Regions from separate parts of the Mus musculus genome. Here region 2 is linked to region 1. The links are chromatin loops, found by intact Hi-C in ENCODE. Cell type or tissue: left cerebral cortex. All regions are shown on one strand. Each heading gives the region's core, and the rest is flanking DNA. Links, peaks and the distances in the headings are about the cores only. Region 1 overlaps Trpc7 (transient receptor potential cation channel, subfamily C, member 7). Region 2 holds the start of Trpc7 (transient receptor potential cation channel, subfamily C, member 7).

Region 1 (11,682 bases), core at 3,313-8,312:
TTGAAGAAAAAAAAAAGGAGTCTGATTGGCTACTTGATGTACTGTAGCCAGTCATAAACCAGGCCACACCCAGGGAGGGTCCTACAGTCTCAGCTCAGTCGCCATAGCCATTGCTGGCACTGCCAATACTGGAGGCTTTATGTACTGCATGGCCCCTGCTTCTTTGTGGAGCCTAACAACAGTCCCATGAGGCTGGCCTTCTTCCTTCCGATTCTATCAGAGGTGTGGCAATTAAGGGCCAGGGATTTAAGACCATGCACGAGGCTGCATAGTGAGTCCCAACTAAGATCAGATGGAAATCTAGTCTGACCCCTGAGGTGCTGCTGCCCCCACCCAGCCTGCAACCCTCAGGCTTCTGTTGTTCCTCAGTGTTGGACCTGACACATCTGCTCTCTGTAGACACTTCGCACCTGTAAGTCAGCAGCATGGGGGGCTGACCACTGAGCAGGCAGCACCACCACAGCTCTGAGGTAAATGGCGTGGAGGTTAAGCCATTTTGTTCTTAGATAGCATCTCTCCCCTTGATGAGCGATTTCCCCAGAAGCAGAGCCAGCTGAGGCCTTGTGACAGCGGGGATCACCCAAAGCACCAGTCATCTGAAGTGTCTGGAAAACAGATGTCACCTGTGGACATGTGTGTGTGTGTGTGTGTGTGTGTGTGGGGGGTTCTTAGCCCTCTTGATCCCAGCTGCTGCCCTGGGTGGGTGGATACTCATTTTCCTAGAGTCTGACCAAAGCTTAATAGAGAAGTTCTCGACCTGATGGGTCTGGAGAATGTCTGAGACCGGAGACCTTGCACCAGGATACTTTGCACGAAACACTCAGCTGTGGTGGAGGATGAGGGACTTGTGAGCTTATAAGGTGGGCAGCCCCCTTCCCTCTTTGCAGACATGAACGAGAAGTCCTGGGCCGAAGCTTTGTCAGCAGAGACTGATCGCACTTAGAATTTCAGTTCTGTGGACAGACTGGAATGTTGCTGGTCCAAAGGCTGGCTACCTTACCTTGGACTTGTTCTAGCCCCCAGGAACAGCCATTCTTTGCCCATCCTTACATAAGGACTAACATCTCTTAAGACAATAGAAAAACCCTTTTAATATCTATTGACTTAGCAGCCTACTAGCCTCTGCCAACCCAGAGGCTAGACAGCATCCTCGCCCATAGAAAAGCTCACCCCATCTCACCAAACCTGCCTCTTTGATGTACCCACACCGATACACCTTAGACTTGTTTTGATCATTCTGCAAAACGATACAACGTCATGAAACTGCTTCTGTGTTGGAACACTGAGTTTGGGGTAACCTAAATCTGTGTTCCTGCGCCATGGTCACTGAAAATGGCTCCGGAAATCTACCTCTTATTCCCTTTAAGATGAGAGCTGTGGTTTTTGTGTTGACACCAAAGTGGACACACAAGCTCGGATATATCCAATGATGTGGCTAGTGGCTATCAGCTAGTAATGCCTGCCAGGGTGTAAACTTTGCCATATCTGTTTACTAGATTCAGTTCAGGTGATCTCTAGGAGACCTTGTTGTACCTCACGGGGGGGGGGGGGCGGGGGGGGGAGCGTTGGATCTTTTGCACACAGGTTGTATGAGACCTGTCTCTTTCTTCTTGGGCTGTGAAGTAGGGTATAGCATCACTGTGCTATGCTGCCTCTGGCTAGCTGGAGCCCCCTTAGCAGTAATTTGCTTCCCTTGCCTGGGCCTCTGACTCTGGTTGCAGAGACCCATGAAGCTGCAGAGCCTGCTTTGTGCTCAGCCAGGTGTAGATAGCACTCAGCCCAGGGCTTCCTTAGACTACAGGAGAGATAGTAACTGACCGCAGAGAGACAGCAGATGGGAGAGGTCTGACCGATCAGTTCTCTTTGTCTCAGGCTATCCTGAGGTGGGGCATTTCCATCTTGTCTCCTTGGAGAAGTCTGTTGTGCGCAGAGTGCACGTCAGGTAGGCAGCAGCCTCTGTTCACCTTCCCTGTCCCTCTTTTCCCTCTCAGCCTGCTTACTCTCCGCCCCCACCCCTCCTCTCATCTTTCTTCCCTGGATTATAGCTCTCTGGACCTAACGGCATGCATGTTGGCCTATGGGGTTTGTCAGGTTCTGTTCCTATGTAATCTAGGTGGAATGTATTGCTGTAATAATCATAATGGCCGCCCACCTTTTATTGTGTACTTTCTGGGTCACCCCATCTCGCACTATTGTCATGATGTCATTGTTACTCCTTGTGATGGTTTGAATGAAAAATGTCCCTTCAAAGGCTTAGCTGGTCACAGTTGGTGGCATTGTGTGAGGCAGTGCTGTAGGAAGGAAGCTACCTGCTGAAGGAAGTATATCACTGGGGGTGGGCTTTGAGAGTCCACAGCCCCACCCTCCTTCTAGTTTTCTCTTTTTCCACTTCCTGTTCGTGGTTGAAGATGTGATGTCTTAGTTTACTGATCCATCTGCCTGAAACCACGTTTCTCCTGCCATTATGGCCGCCCCTCCAACTTGAAACTGTAAACCCAAATAAACCCACTGTTTCTGCCTTAATTTGTTCTTGTTCCTGGTAGCTTATCACAGTAACAGAAAAGCAACGGATCCATCCCCATTTCAAAACTGCAGAAAGGGCTGGGTATGGGTGGCTTATGTTTTTTTAATGTCAGTACTCAGGAGGCAGAGGCAGGTAGATCTCTGAGTTCAAGGCTAACCTCATCTGCATCATCCTTTGCAGGCTAGCCTTAGCTACATAGTGGCAAAGTGGGGGATTTAAGTCCTTTGTTCTTCTAATGTCAGAACCTAAACCTTAAAACAATGAGAGCAAAACTCACACCAACCTCAAGGAGGCCTGAGTTCTGCAATGAACTGCCTGAAGGAGGTCCACAGGGACTCCCCAGATGCCCAGAGATGGCATCTGGGAGGGAGCAGCGTGCAGCGGGTACTCACGTGGTAAACGCTGGGTTGTACTTTGCACCTCGGTAGTAGGAGTACAGGTTGAACATTCCGATCATAAAGGCCACAAATACCATGATAAAAATGACCATGAACTTGAAGATGTCTTTCACAGTTCTTCCCAGGGAGATCTGCAAAGGTCCGAAGCTCTCATTGGCTGGCAGGATGTAGGCGATCCGGGAGAAGCTGAGGACAACCGCAATGGCGTACAGCCCTTCCGAGATGATCTGGGGGTCTGAAGGCCACCACTTATCCCTGGCTGAAAGGAAAGAATCTGTGTTACTTGTGTGTGTGTGTGTGTGTGTGTGTGTGTGTGTGTTACTTGTGTGTGTGTGTGTGTGGGGGGGAACCTGCTCTGGTAGGCATCTTTAAAGACTTGATTTTATTATTTTATGTCTGCATGGGTGCAGTGACCCAAGAAGGGTAGAGGGGCTTCAGAGCCCTTCAAGCAGGAGTTACAAGTGGTTGTGAGCCATCTGAAGGGGTGCTGGAACTTGGTCCTTTTGCAGAGCAGCAAGCGTTCTGTACTGCTGAGCAATCTCTCTGCCCGTTAGGCACAGGTAGCATTCTCGGTTGTCCTCTCTGCCTTTGGGTAATCCTAGCACACGAGATGCCATTCTTTTGGAATGAACTGTCTCTCCTGCTCAGAACTTAACTTCAGATCTGACTCATTCCCAGCCATCCTTCATGATTCAGTTTAGGAGTGATCTCTTTCCAGAAGCTGCCCTTAACTCCAGCAGTCTGGGTGGGGTTCCTGGTCTCCCGTGAGCTCCTGTGGTGTCCCGTGTATATCCATTCTGACAAAGGCTGCAGGGCTAACCATCACATTCCCCTCCTCCATGCACAGGAGCTGAGCCCCACACTGGGGAAGCATGAGGAGGCAGTAGAGACCAGCATGGGCTGGACTCAGTCAACTGGGTTTTCTGAGCCACACTGTCCCTGTGTGTGATCACGGCAGACAATCTCACTAGCCTTGAATGACTTTGACTGTTAAGCCACACATGCCAAGAGCTTGGGGCAGGGTCTGTGCAGAGCAGGCACGGATAAATGCCTGTGAAGTGGCTGAACAGACTTCGAACCACATGTTCAGATAGCCACAAGCCAGAACAAATCAGTTTCCGGGGACCAGGAATCTGAAGGGTCTGCCTGTGAACATAATCTTGCTCTGTCCCTCCCTTCACCCCAAAAGTATATGCTGGCAGCCTTTCTCACTGACTGAGTGAGGGTCTCAAAGGGGGTGACCAGCCACACAGCCTTGCCACAGCACTATTGGAGGGACAATGTTGGTGTTTACTGGTGAGTCCTGTGGCCCGAGCTGCCTTACAAGAATCGCTATAGCTGAGTGAGCCTCTACTGGGCCTTACCACAGGCCTACTGTCTAAGGAACAGCACTCAGCCTGGCTCCTAGGTGTCAGGACAAACAGTACGTCTCAGGCGAGGGCCGTTACCTCCCTCCTGGACAGTGCTGGTGCCTGCTTCTCAGTGTCTGGGCAAGAGTACTCCCCAGATGCTGAACATCCTCTATCGCCCCAGACTGCACCACGCGGTACAAACTGCCCTGCTGACAAAGCCAGCAGCATCCCCGTTGAGAACTGCTGAACGAAGCTTAAATGAAAAACATTGAGAAACTTAAATTAGCCCGCACACTAAATTAGCTGTGATTTTCACAACAGCCCCGTAGAGCAGGCATTACTGTTGCCATTTTAAAGATTGGATTTGGGGGTATGGGGCCCTTTTCTGAGCCAGTAAGTGCAAATAGAGAGCCTATTACAAGGCGATTCTTGGCACCCCACGGGAGATGGAGGGGGGAAGGAACTTTATTCTTTATTTTCAAAGCTAGGCTCTCTGTTAAATTAATTATAATAGAGAGAAACCTTTAGTAAGGGAAGCTGTGCCGACAGTTTAATGTAGCGCATTCCAAATTACATTTGGAATGCAATAACACAGATTTTAAGTTCTTACCAAAGTCAGAATTCAGAAACCCATGAAAGACAAAGTATGTATTTTCTAAAATACCTGCTGCTCTCTATGGATAAATAACACATACATTTCACATGAAATCATGAAATGTTTCTATTAAACAGGCACTAAAATGAGTTCCTGTCTTAATGTCACCTACAATTCTCCACCTTCCATCTCAGCTGTAACAGAAAAAGCTGCTCCGAGGTAGCTGTAGTTTCTGGAACTATGTTCCTGGAGGCCGAGGTTGGACTTCCGGTGCAGATGACTCTGCCTGAACCAGCTTGTCACAGCTGGGTGGGCATAAAACAAACGGCACTGCGTGATTCACACAAAGGGATGTTCATCTTGGAGCTGTTTCCATCAGAAAAGAAGTCTTTTCACACAACCTGAACCCACCTCTCTTCCAGCCTACGTTTTTGATACTGAACTGGTTGCACGGCTCGCCGGCAAGGCTCGCCACAAGAGGGCGCTCGGCCCCCATAGCTGGAGCTCATGCGCGCAGCAAGAGCTCCGGAACATTTCCAAGCGCCCAAGGTGAACCGGAAAAGGCAAGGACAGTATTGTGCTGTGGGCTGAGCTGGGACCGAATACAACTCACAGGGGAATAGAAGTCAACATAGAACAATGCTGCAGCCTGCATCGTGACATTAAGGAGAGTGCGCCCATCTTTCCACGAGACGCCAAAGCAGCATAGACCGGAAAACATACATGATTCAAGAAAACCCTGCATTTGTTAGCCAGCAAATGTTGGGAGCAAGGGGCAGGAAGCAGTGGTTGTGACAGGAGCTTGCTCATCTTTTACCACATTTGCGTTACGTGGACAGTTCGCTAAAGGTCATGGCCGTACCCCGCCATTCTGTGGTTAGAAGGGCCATTTGTTTTTATCTACCAGGAGGGACATTTGACATTCAACCCCTTTAAAATATGTGACAGTAATTAATACTTACTAAGCAGCAATCACCTCCGCCCCCTACCCCTAATCCCCCACTACCTCCACCCCTTCCACTTCGACCTCCATCCCCCTACCCCCAACTCCTCCACTACCTCTACCACCCCCCTCCACCCCATCCTTACCCCACCTCCTCCACCACCACCTCCACTACCACCTCCACCCCACCCCTAATTCCCAAACCTCCTCCCTCCTCCCCTCCCCTGCTCCCCCCCCCAAAATCTCCAAGCCTTCCCTCCTCACCCTGTTATCATTCTCTTTTACAACACGGGAGTACAGTGAATGAGGTTTTTAAAAAAAGAGGTAGTATTGATAATAACTGTTACCACCTAGTGAACTTTTACTATGATCATGGATAATGCACACATCTTCAATCTGCATCATTTTTATTTAACCCAAAACAAACCTTTTGACTTAAGAGTTTTTTTTTAAAAAACAAAACAAAAAAATGACTTAAGAGATTTTAATCCTCATCTTACACATGAGAAGTGGACACACAAAAGTTAACTAAACAAAAATAGAAAGTAAAGTATGGAGCTAGACTTGACTCCAGATCTCTCTAATTTTAAAGGTTTGGAACAAAATTAGCTAACTGGGGGCTGCAGAGATGGCTTGGTGGTTAAGAGCGCTGCTCTTCCAGAGGCCCCAGGTTCAATTCCCAGCCTTCACATGATGGCTCTGAACCTCTGCTAGGACCAGGTATGCATGTGGGTGCACAGACGTACATGTATGTAAACAGCCATACACAAAAATAAAAGAAAAATATAGGCTATGATTTTTCAATTAATTGAGGGCCAGGATTTTCTCTTATATAAAATAATATTGTGCTTCTGGTAACATCATAAGAGCCCTACTGGGGTAGGCTAGAGAGACAGACAAAGGAAGACAGAAAAAAGACAAAGGAAGGTAAAAGACCCCTTCCCTGTGGGGTCTAGTTAAACTCTGAGTCAAGAACCCCAGAACAATTAGCACAGGAGGAATGCCAACAGACGGCCATACGCCCGGAATCTGGTAGAAGGGACTGTGGGGAACACACATGACTTGACTCATTGGTATATCAAAAGACCTCCTGGACTTCTAGAACACTGTCAGTGCAGGCACTAAGATCAACCACAAATCAAAGGGACCTCACAGAGCTGAAAGCTTCCATATGGGAAAGGACACCATCATTTGGTCAAAGCAGGAAACTGCAGAGTGGGAAAATATCTTTACCAACTATGGATCTGATGGAGGGTTAATATCTACAATATATAAAGAACTCTAAGCAACCGGACATTAAAAAAACAAACATCCCAGTTAAAAATGGGGTACCTGACTATGTGGGGAGTTCTCAAAATAAGAAACACAAATGGCTGGGGACACCTAAACAAACAGCCAACATTTGCATCAGGGAAATGCAAATCAGAACCTCTCTGAGATTCCATTTCACACCTGTCAGAATGGCGAAAATCAATAAAATGAATGAGCCCTCACCCCTACCTCAGGAGCTATGGACAGTGGATGGCTTCTGTGAGGGGGGAGGGTCTATTTTCTTTAAGGATGTGGCTCCGGTAGGATGACCATGTTCCAGTGGATAATATATGGGCAACACAAACTGGAGCATATAGCTTAATTTGTTAAGAAAAGCAAAGGACACGAACTTGGGGTGAGGTTTGGGGAGGTAGGCATGGGTCTGAGAGGAGTTAGAGGGGGAGGCTTGGGGAGAATACGATCAAAAGGCGTTGTTAAAATTCTCAAATTGGTATTTTAAAAACCAGCCACAGAGGCTGCCTGCATTCTTTCTAAACAACCGATGCTACACCGGCAACGATGCCCGGGGCCTTTGGGTGCCGCCTTACTGCTTTACAGAGTATAAACCCGAACATTCCCAGGAAGCTCGCAACCAAGACCCTAAAGTTATAGCGGGAAACACATTTTAATTGCATTATGCAACTCATCGGGACCTATAGCTTTACTTCAGCTGCTGTATTCCATCCCACAGGTCCAGGGAGCCAGCCTGACCGCCATCACGCTCATTAGCATAACAAATACAACTTTGGAAGCCACCAACATCGTGTGTCACATGTACACACACACACACACATAGCTAATGTAAAGAACAACAACTCTTTTGAGAACCTCATACCCACACTTGGGTGTCTGATATTTTTTTTCCTAATTATCTTTCCCTTAGTGCCTATACCCCAAACCATACCATATGCCTATACCATAATCTCTCTTTTAAACATTTAATCATTAGCATATTAGTTGTATATAACAATGGGCTCATCCTGATGTCATATGCACATGCTATGGGCTTTGACCATGATCGCCATGTTACCCTCTCTTGCTCTCCTTCCAAACCAGTCCCTTTCCTACTTTCATGGATTTTGCAGGGAGGCTGACCCAAGGAGCTTAATTAGGGTTGCTTACGAAAATCTCTTCTTCATGAACTTCAACGCTCATTCATAATGGCTCATTCTGAAATTATTTTTTTCAGGGCAGTCAAGAATCCCACTGTCCCCTAAGTCGAGGACTTGGTACACCTCAGACTTCTTGGTAGGCAGCAGCCTTAAGTTGTGTTTCCAGCTTCCATGAAACCCGTTTCAAACCGGTATGTTCGATGTATTGATGTCTCTTTTAAGAACCTGTCTCTCACCCCGAGAGAGAATGTTGAACTAAAGCAGAACTTACGTTTGTGCAGAATAGAGGATTCCGCGTGGAAGTAAAAATTCAGTAGACAGATTCCCCATGTCGGGGATGGGGTGGGGCGGGGTTCTTTAGAAACAAAACCAAAAACCTACAGAAATGTCCCCAGAACCTCCTGAAACAATCCCATCCTTCCAAACACTAAAGGCCCACGTCTAAGGTTAATTCCACATTCTGTCAGCGTGCCGGGGACACCTGTGGGGTCTGCCGTGCCAGGTTCCAAATCCCAGGTCCTGGGACCAGGCTGAGTGACCCCTGGAACTCACCGTAGGTGAAGTAGGCCACTTCCGGTGGAAGTGAGACGTTGTGCAGCGTTACATCCTGCACGTACTGGTCCACGTACAGCTGGGCCTCGCTGGCCTTGAGGAAAGCCATGAACCTCGCAGTGAAGGAGGCCACGAAGATGGACAGCATGCCAAAATCCAGAAGGTTCCACAAGTGTAGCACGTACTCCCGCGGCCCCTCCTCCCAGATCTCCTTGCATTCGGACCAGATCATTCCTGTGGGAGGAGAAGGGCAGGCGCAGCTCTCAGTTACCTTGACAGATGCCGTGGGAACTAGGGAGGAACCAAAATACCAGCCCTGTGGGGGGATGGCTAGAGACAGACAGACACACCTGCAAAAACATACTCGTGGGTTTTTATCCCATCCCTGAAAGTGAGGAGAGGGTTCCCACCCATGGACCGACTTTGGAGGCGGAATGTGGGAGATAAGGCTGCAGAACGCACACACTTTAATATGGAGTAGTTATAAATTAGGAAGGAAGGGAGCTGAGGGTGCAGAATTCCTGAAGGTCCCACATGCGATGCAGAATTTGGTTTCCCCAGATTACAGATGACCTGTTTCTGTGGTTGATTCAGAGGGTTTAAGCATAGGGTTATTGGATTTCCTCCGCTGTTCCTTTAAATAACGAAATGGATTTTAAAGAGATATATTCCCGTTGTTACACAGTGAGCAATGTAGAGGTAGGGGTATATAATCGAAATGTTACAGGTTCCTCCATCCCTCTTCCCAGACATCCTTGGAAGATGGCCTAGGGAGTGGGTCTCAAGTTCTGTGACCCATTTAAACAGTTCTTCATAGTGTGGTGACCCTCTCCCCCAGCTATAAAATGATTTTTGTTATTTTCTAACTGTCATGGATCTTGATAGAAGTATCTGTGTTTTTTGATGGTCTTGGGTCACGACCCACAGGTTGAGAACCACAGACCTAGGCTAATACTTTGTTGTGTAGACTTCTAAACCTGTTGCTGTCTGGTACTGGGGCCACCTTGTACTAATATTGTTCACAATCTTTACAACTTCTACTTTAAGCGTTTTAGAACGAAATTCCCATCATGTGGAGAGACTGCAGCTAGGAATGTTTGGCCAGTGCCAAAAATGTCATATACACCAAGCTGACACCCCTTCCCTCCCATTGTCACTCCCTCCCATTTCCCAGTATTCCTTGCATTCCTGACTTCTCTGACAAGAAGAGATCGTCCTTTGATGGACTTTGAGTTACATAGTGGGCTTTCAAATGTCAACTCTTTTACCTTAGCAACTAAACAGATCACGTGGCATTGATTCACTTCTGTCTTGACACCTGCAGTTTGTGTGTAATGACCCCAAGGTAGAGCGCCATATCAGAGGTGCAGTGTCAGAACTCCCTGTGGTCTTCTACCATCTCTCTATGTCCAGCAGAGCAGTTACACAGCAGCTCCACCTCTGGCTCTGCCCCTGGACATGTGCATTGTCTCCTGCTTTCCCCCAGACCGTACACTAAGCCCACTAGGACGGCAGCTCATAATACAAGACAGGCTTCTCTGAGGACTCAGCGGCTGAGAGAGCCTGGCATCAAAGATGCTGCTGCCATTGGACATTGGTGATGGCTGTCCTCCAGAGGGAGGCTTCCTGGGTCTCCGTGCCACCTCAGAGCACATGTCAGTGAAGAACCAATTGCCTTCAGTCTTTGGGGACCCTGCCCAAGGACTGGTACGATCAACATTTGGTGGTGGAAAAGGCTCTTCAAATAAAAGGGATTGAAATGTTTTTCTAAGGCGAAAAGTAGCCCGAGAGCAGCCGACTGTAGAAGAGTCATATCTTTGTTTGCTGATGGTTGTTGAGGTTCTCACAGTGAGAAGTGTCCCCCAACCCCTGCAGGTCTGTTTAAAGGACTTCTCACGGCCCTTGTTTGTTTTTCTCTAAACAAAGCCTATGTCTCGTGCATACCCCATCAGACTTTGTACAGTAATTCAGTGCACCATAGATTTCTTAACATCAGAATATACTTTTATTTGCCTATTTAAAAGTCTCATTAGAAAACCCATCACAGGCTAGGGGGAAAAAACCCACATGGATTATTTATTTATTTTTACTTTATCTCCCCCTAGATTAAAATTACCAATGTCCCAGTGGATGGGGGTGGGGATCTGTTTTAATTTGGCTAACAGTGGGCTCAGGTTCTAGCCTGACCATTCACTGGCGGTGGGATCTTGGATTTTGAGTGTGTTTTGGAGGAACTTCAAACACTAAAAGCTCTATGAAACAGATGGAAATTATTTTCGCTAGACACTGAAAATGATTCCCCAGTCAGATGTCCTTGTCAGTCTTCCTAGATTTGAATATTAATCACGGAGGTTAAGTTAAATCATTCCAAGGCCATAAGTAAAAGTAGCATGGGGTGCGGGTTTGGGCAGCTGGAAAGCCTAAGGAGAATAAGGGTGTGTGAAATGAAGTCGTCAGGGAGAGGAACTGGGCCTCCTGCTTCCCAGATGCTAGGGGAGCACATGGGATCATACTGAAGCTGAGCCCCCGCATGTCGGTCAGAGAAATGTTTACAGTTCAGGAGCCCACAGGGGTGAAGGATGCTCAGTGCTCAAGATTCCTCCAGGCTAAGTTTCCATTGCTCGAAAACGCCTGGAGCTCAGAGAACGAGGTTACCGAAAATTAAGAAAGGTGCTTGGCAGAGAAGGGGGCCAGGGCATGCCAGGGAGCCTCAGAGGACATCGGTATCTTGATGTACTAACATCTGAGTAGTGCCTGCAGTCTGTGTAGAGGGGCTTGGCAGAGGGAAAGGCACTGGCTCCCTTCAAAGTGATCAGAGAGAGAGAGCTATGTACATTTCTTAAATAGTCTGGGGCTCCTTATACTCTAACCCAGGGTCTCACATTGCCTATTTCC
Region 2 (11,682 bases), core at 2,772-7,771, 87 kb after region 1:
CCAGCTTGTGCAGGTCCTCTGTAAAACCAACAGAGAAGGAAGTTTATCCTCACCTGTGCTGATAGAAGAGCACTGGTTACCAGCCCTTGAAAGCCACATGGCTCTGGCAGTCTTGAGGTTTCTTGGCTTTGCCAAGTCACCTAAGGGTTTGCCAAGGATTTGTTGTTGGGGTGGTTGGTTGTTTTGTTTTGTTTTGTTTGTCCTTAATTTTTCTCTTTACTTTTTATCTATTTATGCGCAGCATTTGCATGTGTGTGAGAGAGCACGTGTGGAGGTCCAAGGGTAACCTGCAGCATTTGGTTTTTCCCCTCCCACCATGTGGGTCCCACGAATCAAAGGTTCAACTTCTCCGGCTTATTGATAAGAAAGAGCCTGAACGGCTTAGCCATCTCACTGACCTGTGACCAAAATTTAAGATGTCACCAAAAGAGGCAGCCATAATGTAATCTGAGCTCAAATCAGACCTTTCCAGCTAGCCTAGGAACCTTGTGGGTACCTAGTTCCTTGGTCCCAGATTACAGCTGTGAATGAGAGGGGCTAGACCAGATGTACCCCAGGCTACTCCCAACTTGCACATCTTAGATTTTCCTGTTCCCCAAGTTGTTCCCACCTGAATTCCCTTTTCCTGTCTTCTCTCACCCATGCTATCTGAATGATTCAGGATGGCACAGTCTTAACCCAGAGAGCACCTGCTTCCCGGTAAGAACCGAGAAGCTCATTTTAAGTCTTTCCCATTGTCCCAGAGAACTGTCTTGCTGTTCCTGATTGTGTTTGTGGCCTACCAAGTGCCTGGCACTTCTCTCAAACCGATTAAAGAAATAAGCTGCACCAATAATTCACACTAGAGCTTTCACGTCGACCCTGGAGTTTGCGACTGTGTAGACTTTGGAATTCTGAACTGGTGCTTTCATGCTCACTTAACCTTTGACCTGACCCAGCTCCTCAGGGTCCAGCCCCTGCTGTAGATCATTGGAGGTCAGACCTGGGTACTCTAAATCCTGCCTGGAGCTGAGTCACACTTCCCTTGGGAAAGCCCCGTATGGCAAGGTGGAGTGGCTCCTTCTTCTGCAAAAACTAAATGCAGGTGTCATGGGAACCCCCTCCAAGCCAGCTCCAGGTAATAAATCCTGACAGTAAGCCCTGCCGATATAAACCGCCACCTATTCTAAAGCGCGCCTTGATAGAAGATTGCAGGGGAGAGCTTCCAGTTCAAGTTCCCAGGCCTCTGAGCCCTTTCTCCCCAGAGGGTTGTCATTTCACCAAGAGGCTGCTCCCTCCCACACAAGGCAGATCCTAGATGGGGATCCTATGGCAATGGTTCCCCAGTCGAGGGAGGCCCAAACAGTGCAGGTTCATTAGTAGGCACTTCTGAAGGGGGGTAGAAGCCAGCCCCCTCATTGGTCTTCCCCTCCCCCTCATTCCGGAGCTTGAGTGAACCTGCTTTCCAGGCCTGTCATCTGGGCACACAAAGACACCGAAATTGTGGAAATTGAAACCACAGAAGAATGATGTTCCTCATAGAATCACTCGCCCGTTCTGAGATACACAGTCGTCCATCCCTCTGGGGAGCCTCTCCCCGGACTTAGTCATCACAGCTCAAACCCAGGAAGAGCAGCTTCCCTCAAGAGCCTGCGAGCTGTGCCAGGTATGAAGCAGCAGCTGTCCTCAGAGAGGCAGGCTCCATTCTCTCCCCTTTCCATCCCAAGGCTGTCTAAGAGGGACAGTGGTTCAGACTTACAAGGTCAAGGGTACCAAGCTATTACATAGCAAGAAGCCTTGGGGAGTAAATTCAAAGGAAATAGAATAACCACTGAACCAAGTCCGAGCAGAGAACACTTTGCAGGGAACACAGAAATACCCAATCTAAATTCAAACTCCACATGAATATGGTAGACATCGAAGCCTGCAAAATGAAACAACACTCACATCATTCGTTAATTTTCCATGTTACCCAAAGAAAAGAAAAATCAGAATATTAGCATGCTAATCTTTTAAGTGAACAAACTGAAATGTCTAAATCTTAGGGCAGGGAGGAGTGGTGTCATGTGATGTTTCTGTAATAATTATACTGTGTAGGGGGCGGAGCATGCATGCGCACACGTGTGGGACTGCGTGGCTGTGACTTCTCAGAGGGGAACTGTCCTCACTGGCTGTACATTTTTCTGAGTGACCTTGAAGGCAGATGGAAGATGAAGCAAACATGCCAGTCTTCAGAGCCTTTAAACTCTCAGCTCTGAGATTCATTTGGATGCTCAAAAATGACCAGCTCTCCTCCTTTTCTAGCCAAACTCGGAATTAAAATGAAATCGTATAGGCTTCAGTTCATGTGTGGCTGGAAGTCTATAAAATGGGGCTGTGTCATTCAGTGGGGACATGTCCCAGGAGGTCTACACAGCAGACCCGGAAAGGATTCAAACGCTGAAGTAGACCTTAAGCCTCACTGTAGAATTCTTGTCAGATCTGACAGCCCCCCGCCCCCCACCTTGCTCCCGGCATCCTTCTGATGATGGCCTTTTTAATGCATGCGTACCAATGGATATATTTTACTTCCATGTCTTTGCCATTTAATCTTGATCCAATAGTATCATATTAGGGACATGGATGTCACATGGGTTGGATGGACTCCACAAGACAGCCTATGGCAAAATCACTCAGCCTACAGTAGCTGGTGGTCGGGCTCACACCTGGGAACTCAGTGTGTTTCCCTGCGGGTCCCCATCCCAGCTGCAGGGCAGCGAGGAGAAGGAGCATCCCTAAGTGCAACTGGCATTCGGTCGTCTTTACTTCGCTATGTTCCTTTGCACTGAACTTTGAACACAGATGCCTTTTATCTCCATGTCACTGAGATGAGCGGTCAAGCTCACTGTCCTTCTCATCTAAGGCCCGGTGGCTTTCATTCTCCGGAATGCCTATGCTGACACTGGTGTCACCGAGAAGCAGTCTGGTGCAGACAAAACCATCCGAGAGGAGGAGGGACTGGAAAACTCCCTCTCCATTCCTTGGGATGCTATTTTTATCGAGCTTCTCTTACCCAGATGTGAGTAAGCCATGAAAGCAGCCACCTTGGGCCCTAAGTCCGGCTGTACATGTGGTGAGTTTGGAGTCAGGGTTCTGCTTAGTTACCAAAGAAGAAAAGGGCACTTAAGAATCTCTTTTGAGAGATGTGTTGTCTTTTTTTTCCCTCCCTTCTTTTAAAATTGCAACACGCCTCAAAGGCCTCTGTGGAGATCATCCAAGCCTGAAATCAATTCAGTCTGTAACATTCCCCAGCTGGACATAGAACCAAACGATCCAGAATTCAGATCAGGCACCCGCGAAAACCGAGCCCAGTTTTACCAGGTTCTGAGCTTCATCTCCCCGAGAACAGACTCTGAGTTTTAGCCTATGAAGTGGAAGTGAGGAAAGCCAAGCAATCTGTAGTCATCCCCAACACCTCAGTGACTTTGTCACTGAATATTAAGTAGCATTTCTACCAAGTGTCCTAGACACTTTAGAGACAGTGATGACCAAAACCCAATGCACCTTGCTTCTGTGGGTTCAGATTATATTCTATGCTGACAGACTCGGGTATTGTTTCAAATGACTGTGATGACAGAGATGGTTGAAACACATACATTTACGGAGTTCTAATTACCATGTTAAGTGCTTTATATAAATTACTGTTGTAAATTATCATATGATAAGCCTAACTATCATCCCAAATGACTACTCAATTATATCAATTAATACGTATCACACATCAACCACGCGTCAGCCTTCAGACTGAGCATCGACATTTTAAGTTATAGAAAATACAGCATCATGTAGGTGCTAATTCCATTCCCGTTTAGCAGACAAAGAAATGGGACTCCGGTACATTAGTCACATTTCCCAAGATACTCAAGGCCTGGTCGGGGCACCCTCTGGTAGATGTGTGCTCTGCTGGATTTCAAGCCTTGCGTCTGGCTGGTCTGCTGCTGACATCCATCTTACTCTTGCCTGTTTCTATGTTTACCTAGTCCACAGACATTCCCACTAGAGTGCAGGATCCTTGTGGGCAAGGGGATTGCTTGTTTATACTGCATCTCTACCCGGCATCTAGAGCTCTTGATGTTCAGGTTGTGGTACATAGTGAAATAGGTCAATTCTCAAATACTTGATCTGGATTGGTCTCTTTTTTTTTTTTTTAATGATAAAACTCTGGTATTGATGGTTACAAGTATCTACTTTCTTACAAAGGTCCCAGACAGTCCTGTAGCTATTATTTCTTGTTTCTGACTGACAACTTCAAAACTAAGGTATCAGTTCTGAAGTAAAATCAGCTCCAAGGGACTAACTCTGCTGTAAGCCACAGAGGGCTTAGGTAGAGGAAGCAGCTTTCAGAGGGCCAATCTGTCAAGTCCCTGAAGAACTAGAACAGAAAACTGAAACATTTCCATTTTTTTTCCATCCTACTCCTGAGTTTCTTGTGAATTCCCAAAGGTATCCCACTTATTTCTGAGTTTTATCTTCCCAGCATGTTGAAGGTGAGGTGAAATTATGCCTATAGACGCCTTGGTAGCTGGTAAATACCCCCACATCATCGAGCATCCGTAAAGTTATTGTTTGAATTGTGGATCTAAGGCATTTGGGTTCTGACCCAAGTTAGTGAGCATATGTTTGTATATTGAGTGAAAGAAAACAGATACCTGGTTAGCTACTCCACTGTGTGTGTAAGGTCCTACTACGAGAATGAAGCAAACCACTCCAGGCTGTCCATGTTACTAATAGTAAGATCTACTATTCAGTCAGTTCTGCAAAAGTGGGTGTGGTTCCATTTCATCTAGGATTGGAAACTATCATCTATTATTCCTCCATGCCGTATATGTCTATCAGTAACATCAGTAACACACACGCGCGCGCGCACACACACACACACACACACACACACAACATCATCTAGGGAAGAAGTTATTCCTAGTGTTTACAAACTGTGGTACGGTTTAGCAATCTAAATTAACTAGCACTTTGCCTGCTCTCTTTGTTTCTGATTTTTTTTTAAAATCTTCATTTGCTTATCTAGACCACAGGAAGATGTGAAACCGGGTGTCTGTATCTCATATTTTATATAGTTCCAGAAAGAGCTTAAAAAGCCAGCTCAAATAGTTATGTTAAGATTAGTCTTGGGATAAAATAAGAGTGCACAGTGTTGCGCGGTTCCTCTCCCTCTGTGAGGAGAGTCAGGAGTGAACTGAAAGGGGTCCCATGGCCTGCTGAGTGCTTCCCAGAAGGGATGATTGCTTACCCCGAGCAACAGCTCCTGCTAGTTCTCACCCACAATGCCACATGAATTCCACAATTAGCCACAGTGAGGCACCACACAGTTCTGTTTTTTTCTGGGTTAATTACTGCCTAAAGGAGTTGGCTACTCTACGTACTTTTAAGCTGAAGGACAAGTGTTTAGGGAAATCAATACGAAATTCCACTGTGATAACAGAAGCTTGGGGAACTGCTGTCCGGTCGATCCCAGGGAGTAGATTTGTATGCTATCCATAATGGATATTCTGGATTTTATGTGAATTCATTCATTCATAAATTTGATGTGTGCCCAATGCTTTAGGAAGAGGACCCACCAGCAGATGGCATTCTGAGGCAAAATTTTACTGAGGGAGATCAGATGGGGTCAATCATTATTGCCTTTTGCAAAGCTACCCTGAATCCATTAAATGGCAGTTAATGGCACAGCGTCTTTGGTTGTATCTACCCAGCCTTACATAAGTGAATTTACAGCATGAACTTAAGTGAGAGACTCTGTCATCTCTAGTGACAAAGCTTATGCCCAAAGCCCTGCCAAGGTTTACGTCTCATTTATTAAAAGCATATTTGTTATCTTGAAATGAATGGCTAGAGGAAACATACACCCAGGACCCTATTTTCAACAGGGAAAAGAAAGAAAGAAAAAAAGAAAAAAAAAGAAAGAAAGAAAACTGAAAAAAAATAGCCTTTTATCGCCACCTGTAGTTCTTTAATGGTGTAATCTCTTATAATGTAGCTACGGTTCTCTCCCCAACTCCATATTTATATTAAAATCAAACCAGAGAAGCTCTCAGCAGTGCAGAAGCCGAGATAACACACATGCTCTCTTCTAGGAATAAAACTGTACTACTCCAGCATGAAATTTACAGGATACCAGGTTGAGTTTCCTATTTCTACATGGCTTGTAAACTTAGACATTCAACAAAAGGGGGAAAATATCGTACCAACTCAGTAGAAAAGATTTCAGCTCCAGACTTGGATCCCCAAATCTAAGCAGTGCCTGCAAAAGGGCTAATAAATAAAAGTTCAATTCCATATTTCGGGGATAAAGCAGTCTCTACTGGGAAAATCAATATAAACCAACCACCAAAGCCACTTACATCGAGAGTAGAATACGCAGGCTTGTCCCTCCTCTAGATGACCCGAATCCTGAACGGAGTCTCCGGGATCTGGCTCCCCATGGGTGGCCGAGGCGGAGGTGCCGCTCTCCGTGGTGCTGAAGTCGAGATCTGCTCCAGAGAGCGGAGTTGCGATTGTGTGGAGGTGCGCTCTGCTTTCCTTTGTGGGGAATGGTGAAAACTCGCCTTTTGTGGCCGACTTGCCTTCCTGTCCTTTTCCTAATCTGGGGGAAATTTCCCAGAGAATGTGAAGGAGAAGCATCCGTGTGTGAGACTGGCATGCAGCGTGATGATGGGCTGGTCTAGTCCCCACCCCTCTTCCAGACGTAGCTTTGAAAGGGAGAGAACAACTCTGCTTTTCTATCAGAACCCCTCAGGATTTCTTCATGCCCCTCCCCCTAGAATAGTGCATAACACCCCCCACAGAGAGAGAATGAGAGAGAGAGAAACACACACTCACATACACACACACACACACACACACACTCATGCAAACACACACCCTTTAGTTATTTAAAGCAACATGAAGAGTCTTAATGAGTTTAAACAAGTGAAAAGTGGGGAATGGGCTGATTTCCTACTTGTTGGTTTATAGGTGTTTGGGGGGAGGGACAGACTGTGGGGGGAGGGACTAACCAGAAGATAGAGTGACAGTAATAAGCTCCTTTTGTGATCCTAAAGCCACACCCACTTTCTCTTTTGAGAGTGGTGCGTTTTCTAACGTGGCCTTCGTTTTATGATCTGTTAGTATTGCCTAGGCTCATCTGACTTTGGTAGAAGAGACTTTATAATGATTAACTTTATATGTAACTTTTCACATATTGAAAGGAAATTCCCTGTGTACCAATTCATGTCTCCAACAGCCACCATTTTCCCCAATCAGTATGTTATGGCACAGTGTATCAGTCTTAAACACCAAGGTATCTTGATGACATGGGAGAGAAATATCCTTAACTGAAACACTGACTTTATAAGAAAAACAATAATTCAAGGACTTATATTTTTTACCTTATACAATTGTAGTACAAACTTTGAAATCTCAATATATGTGCCAAATTAGATAAGCCACAATTTTTCATAAAAGATAAATATAAATACAATTAATTTAGCATCATCCTATGATTATTAAGACACAGCTATTTCTAGCTACTCTCTAATTACTTGTGAATAAAGGCACAATATTTCATGACCTGAGAAGACCCTAGACAACAGAATTTTTGCTACATGGTGCTCACTCTAAAAAGTTTGCTGGGTATGTTATAATACAGGAGGAGGAGCCTCATCAGTCTAGTGTCCAATCAAATAGCACTGACTGTTTAAGAAGATTCAAAAAGATTTTCATGATTGTGGCTACAATTTCTAAAACAGATCAAGAAATGTTACCTCCAAGAATGACTGTGAGTCATCTGTGAGGTTCTTGGGGGCAAGAGGGCAATTCTCTAGGAAAGGGCGGCAGGGGATGGTTCTTTTCTGTTATTAACAAGCTGATTAGGCTATGTGGAACACAGACAGTTGAGGATGCTCACTGCTCAATGATGTGATAGCAGAAGCTCTGCTCTATGCCTAGCCCTGTTCTAAGCTATGAGTGTGACCTACTCTGCTCCAGTGTCACCACAACTCAATAAGCAAGTAGCCATTGTCATGTCCATCTTCTAGGTGGTGAGACTGAAGGTTGCACTCAGAGATCCAAGGATACAAACACAAGATGTTTGATGAGAGGTCATGAGCTCTAGACTCTATGGGGAACCTGCAAGCTGAGCTGACAGAAAGACCTTATGCAGGACCCAAGACACGCCCCCGAGACATGCCCCAGTGTGAGAGCTGATGGCTCGCTTATCCTAAGTGTAGATAGCAAAGATTTAATTACTTCACTGTTCTGCTTACTACAACTTGTGCTTTCAAGGGGGTGTGACATTTTCTGGGTGGTAAGTAGTCACCCTTTAAACAAGCGCCTCTTCATGTATGTATAGCCTCTGTAAATAGTAAGGGGCTTAGACAAGAAGGCCTCTGAAGACTGAATCTATCAAGTGTTACCGGTCAACTGGACAGATGGCCTTTCTTAAGTTAATTAATATTTCTATGATTTCTGTAAAATAATCAGTCCATTCCTCTCTCTTCCCTCTGCCCTTCCTCCATTGCTTCCTTTCATAGATGGATATATATATATATACACACACATACATATATAAACTTTATCTAATGTGTTTTTCAATGAGATTATTATGTATAGAAACAAGAAACAAGGACAGTTTAACTCAGAATTTTACAAAAATATACCGTTGGCTATTTATTAAAAAATAACCATCTCTATCAATAGCAGCTAGAGTCATAACTCAGTATCTTGAGAAAGTGTATTATAATTAAGAAAGTCTTGTTCTATATTGATTCACTAATTATGATGAGGAGGACGTAATCACAGGCTATTTTCAGTTACAGTGAAGTGTCTAACTTTGTGGTTGTGGAAGACATTTCTGCTAGCTTCCTATATATTCTTCTATGCTCTAGTAATACTAAAGAGTTCGGAAAAATTAGCATTTTATTCAAGTGAGCAAGCCTATTTGTTTGAGTCTAATGAAAAATTAAAATCCTATATCCTTTAGAACCATAAATATTTTAAAGAGAAAAATGTTAATTTTAAGAAAAATTTCTTTGGGGGAAAGTATTTTATTCCACAAAGCACAGTTTTAATATTGGAGAGCTTGTGTGGAGGCTTATGGAATAAAATTAATTTTGTCATCAGTCTTCTTGGAAGGTTCTAACTAGAGGAATTCCCTTACTTGTTTTCAACAAAAGAGGGAGAGAAAATATTTAAATGTATGTACTACTGCAGGAAATGCCAACCCTCTTGGGAGCTTTGCATATTTCAGGTAATTGTCACCATAACAATTGATAAAGGGCACCATGAACCCCACTGTTGCCCACCATTTGCATATGAAGGAGCTGAGATTCAGAAAAGTTAACTATTTATTATTTTCAAGGTCACATAGTTAATAAGTACGTTAATATCCAAGGGTCTTTCTCCACACATCTCCAAAGAAAACGCTACTAGCATGTTGATGAATCAGTGCAATCTGATTTGCATATAAAGCTAGAAGTGTGCAAAATCCATTAGAAGCCAACATTTTAATCTCATGCGTTACATTTGCACATGGAGGCAGTTTTTATAGGGTGTCCGTTACTGTTGATCCTTGAGTTGGTTTCAGAGAATAAATGCTCTGATCCAGCAGCCCAAATAGGTCCTGGGAACCATCATGGTGGTGACACTGGAGCAGAGTAGGTCACCCTCAAAGCTTAGAACAGGGCCAGGCATAGAGCTGAGCTTCTGCTAACACATCACTGAGCAGTGAGCATCCTCAACTGTCTGTGTTCCATATAGCCTAATCAGCTTGTTAATAACAGAAAAGAACCATCCCCTGCCGCCCTTTCCTAGAGAATTGCCCTCTTGCCCCCAAGAACCTCACAGATGACTCACAGTCATTCTTGGAGGTAACATTTCTTGATCTGTTTTAGAAATTGTAGCCACAATCATGAACATCTTTTTGAATATTCTTAAACAGTCAGTGCTATTTGATTGGACACTAGACTGATGAGGCTCCTCCTCCTGTATTATAACATACCCAGCAAACTTTTTAGAGTGAGCACCATGTGGCAAAAATTCTGTTGTCTAGGGTCTTCTCAGGTCATGAAATATTGTGCCTTTATTCACAAGTAATTAGAGAGTAGCTGGAAATAGCTGTGTCTTAATGATCATAGGATGGTGCTAAATTAATTGTATTTATATTTATCTTTTATGAAAAATGTGGCTTATCTAATTTGGCATACATATTGAGATTTCAAAGTTTGTACTACAATTGTATAAGGTAAAAAAAAAAAAGTCAACCCTTGAATTATTAAGGTATTTTTTCAAGAAAACAGAAACTAATATGAAATACTTTCTAGAAATCAGCATATAAATTGATAGGCTTTGCTATGAATTTTTCATAAACTTATGTAATGTACCTTCCTCAGGTTGATATCTCCCTTCATCCTCTGGATTTTTTTTCTCTTTTCTCTCTTGATTGTTCTTTTTCTTCTTCCAAATAATATGAAATATTTATTTATGTTCTACCTTGAAAGAGATCTGAGATACTCTGGTAGTAATGGGAGTTTCCCTTTAGTGAAGGATTTGTTTAAGGAGGGCATCCAGTTTTCATGCCCATCAGCATTTGCTGTAGCTGGAAAGAGGTCTCCTACCCTAGCTCACTCACTTTTGAAGGAAGATTATGCCTGTGGGTCAGTGAAGAGGGAGGAGGCAGTTGCTCTAGGGATACTCTCTTTGGCGCCATCACCTTCTAGGGCTCACCGCTATGTTGGACAAATGATCACAGTTTGACTACCCCTTCTGCCCATTCCTCTCCATAGACACTTATCTCCAGTGAATATTTTCACTTAATAGTCCACATCAACACTGACGTCTGCCTGGAAAATGGGCCCTGTTTTAATTGGTATCAGGAATAAGTTAAGAATGTAGAGAAAGGGGTTTTAGATTGGATCACTACCTTACAGTAGGTAATATGGAACCCCATCACTAGTCATAAGTTGTGGGAAGAGGGTGCGGCCAAGATGTTTACTACCTTGCCCGAGCATGCGCAGTGAGGCTGCATGCGTGGGCTGCCTGCCAGGTTGGACAGTTCCTCGTGATTCGGACCTGTCAGCCTATCTGTGAACGACCTGAGCTCATGCCTGGAGCATGTGTGAATTCTGATTGGATGAGGTGGGGTGGAGCTAGAAGGAGGTGAGTCGGCAGGAATAGGGTTTTAGCCCTTGCCCTGAGTAGAAGTAGTAGTAAGAGAAGCTGTTGTAATAGGAGTTGTTTTAGCCCTTGCCCTAAGTAGAAGCGAGTAGTAGTAGAAGAAGCTGTTTTAGGAGAAGGAGTAGAAGAAGAGGCTGCTGGGGAAAAGAGCTGTAGGGGAAAAAGCCTGAAGTAAAGTTGCAGCGTGAACCCGACTTGGTGTCCGAGTTGTTCTTGTCTCTGCAGGCCGGAGACTGAGGAGACCAGAGACCGGGACAATAAATGGCATACAGATAGCTTATGGGACAAGGGGATGGTCTGGGGGTTAAATTTTTCATTTGAAGAAATGAGGAGGTAGAGGAGTCTATAGTAGTGAGATGTATCATGGATTGACATCTAGGAGAAGTAATGGCTGACAAGAATGGTATTCGATAGTTGTTGTTAACCACTACTGATGTCTGATGGAAAGATAATGGTGAAGTTGTATAATAAAACACTGAAATTTGCGTGTAAAAAGCA

Evidence for each region. A loop is a pair of places that touch in the nucleus more often than their neighbours do. Peaks named below come from ENCODE experiments on the same cell type or tissue, not always from the same donor. Only the 100,000 strongest peaks of a DNase experiment are listed, where the experiment ranks them.
Region 2: it touches region 1 in a loop (2.2-fold over the local background); 4 of 42 quality-filtered maps call a loop at or near these places.

Annotation. Positions count from the first base shown.
Region 1 is chr13:56,801,597-56,813,278 of GRCm38, forward strand. Trpc7 (transient receptor potential cation channel, subfamily C, member 7) reads right to left here. Exons shown (of 12, transcript NM_012035.3): 6 at 8,788-9,021; 7 at 2,917-3,181. Among named protein-coding and RNA genes, the nearest start is that of Gm52066, 42 kb to the left of the region's middle. In left cerebral cortex, for the core only: a CTCF peak has its summit at 5,341 (motif pointing right); DNase peaks (open chromatin) are centred at 4,473 and 5,362; H3K4me3 peaks cover 661 bases; H3K27ac peaks cover 709 bases.
Region 2 is chr13:56,889,119-56,900,800 of GRCm38, forward strand. Trpc7 (transient receptor potential cation channel, subfamily C, member 7) reads right to left here and starts at 6,671. Exons shown (of 12, transcript NM_012035.3): 1 at 6,375-6,671. The coding sequence starts at 6,376. In left cerebral cortex, for the core only: a CTCF peak has its summit at 5,603 (motif pointing right); DNase peaks (open chromatin) are centred at 5,602 and 6,448; H3K4me3 peaks cover 555 bases.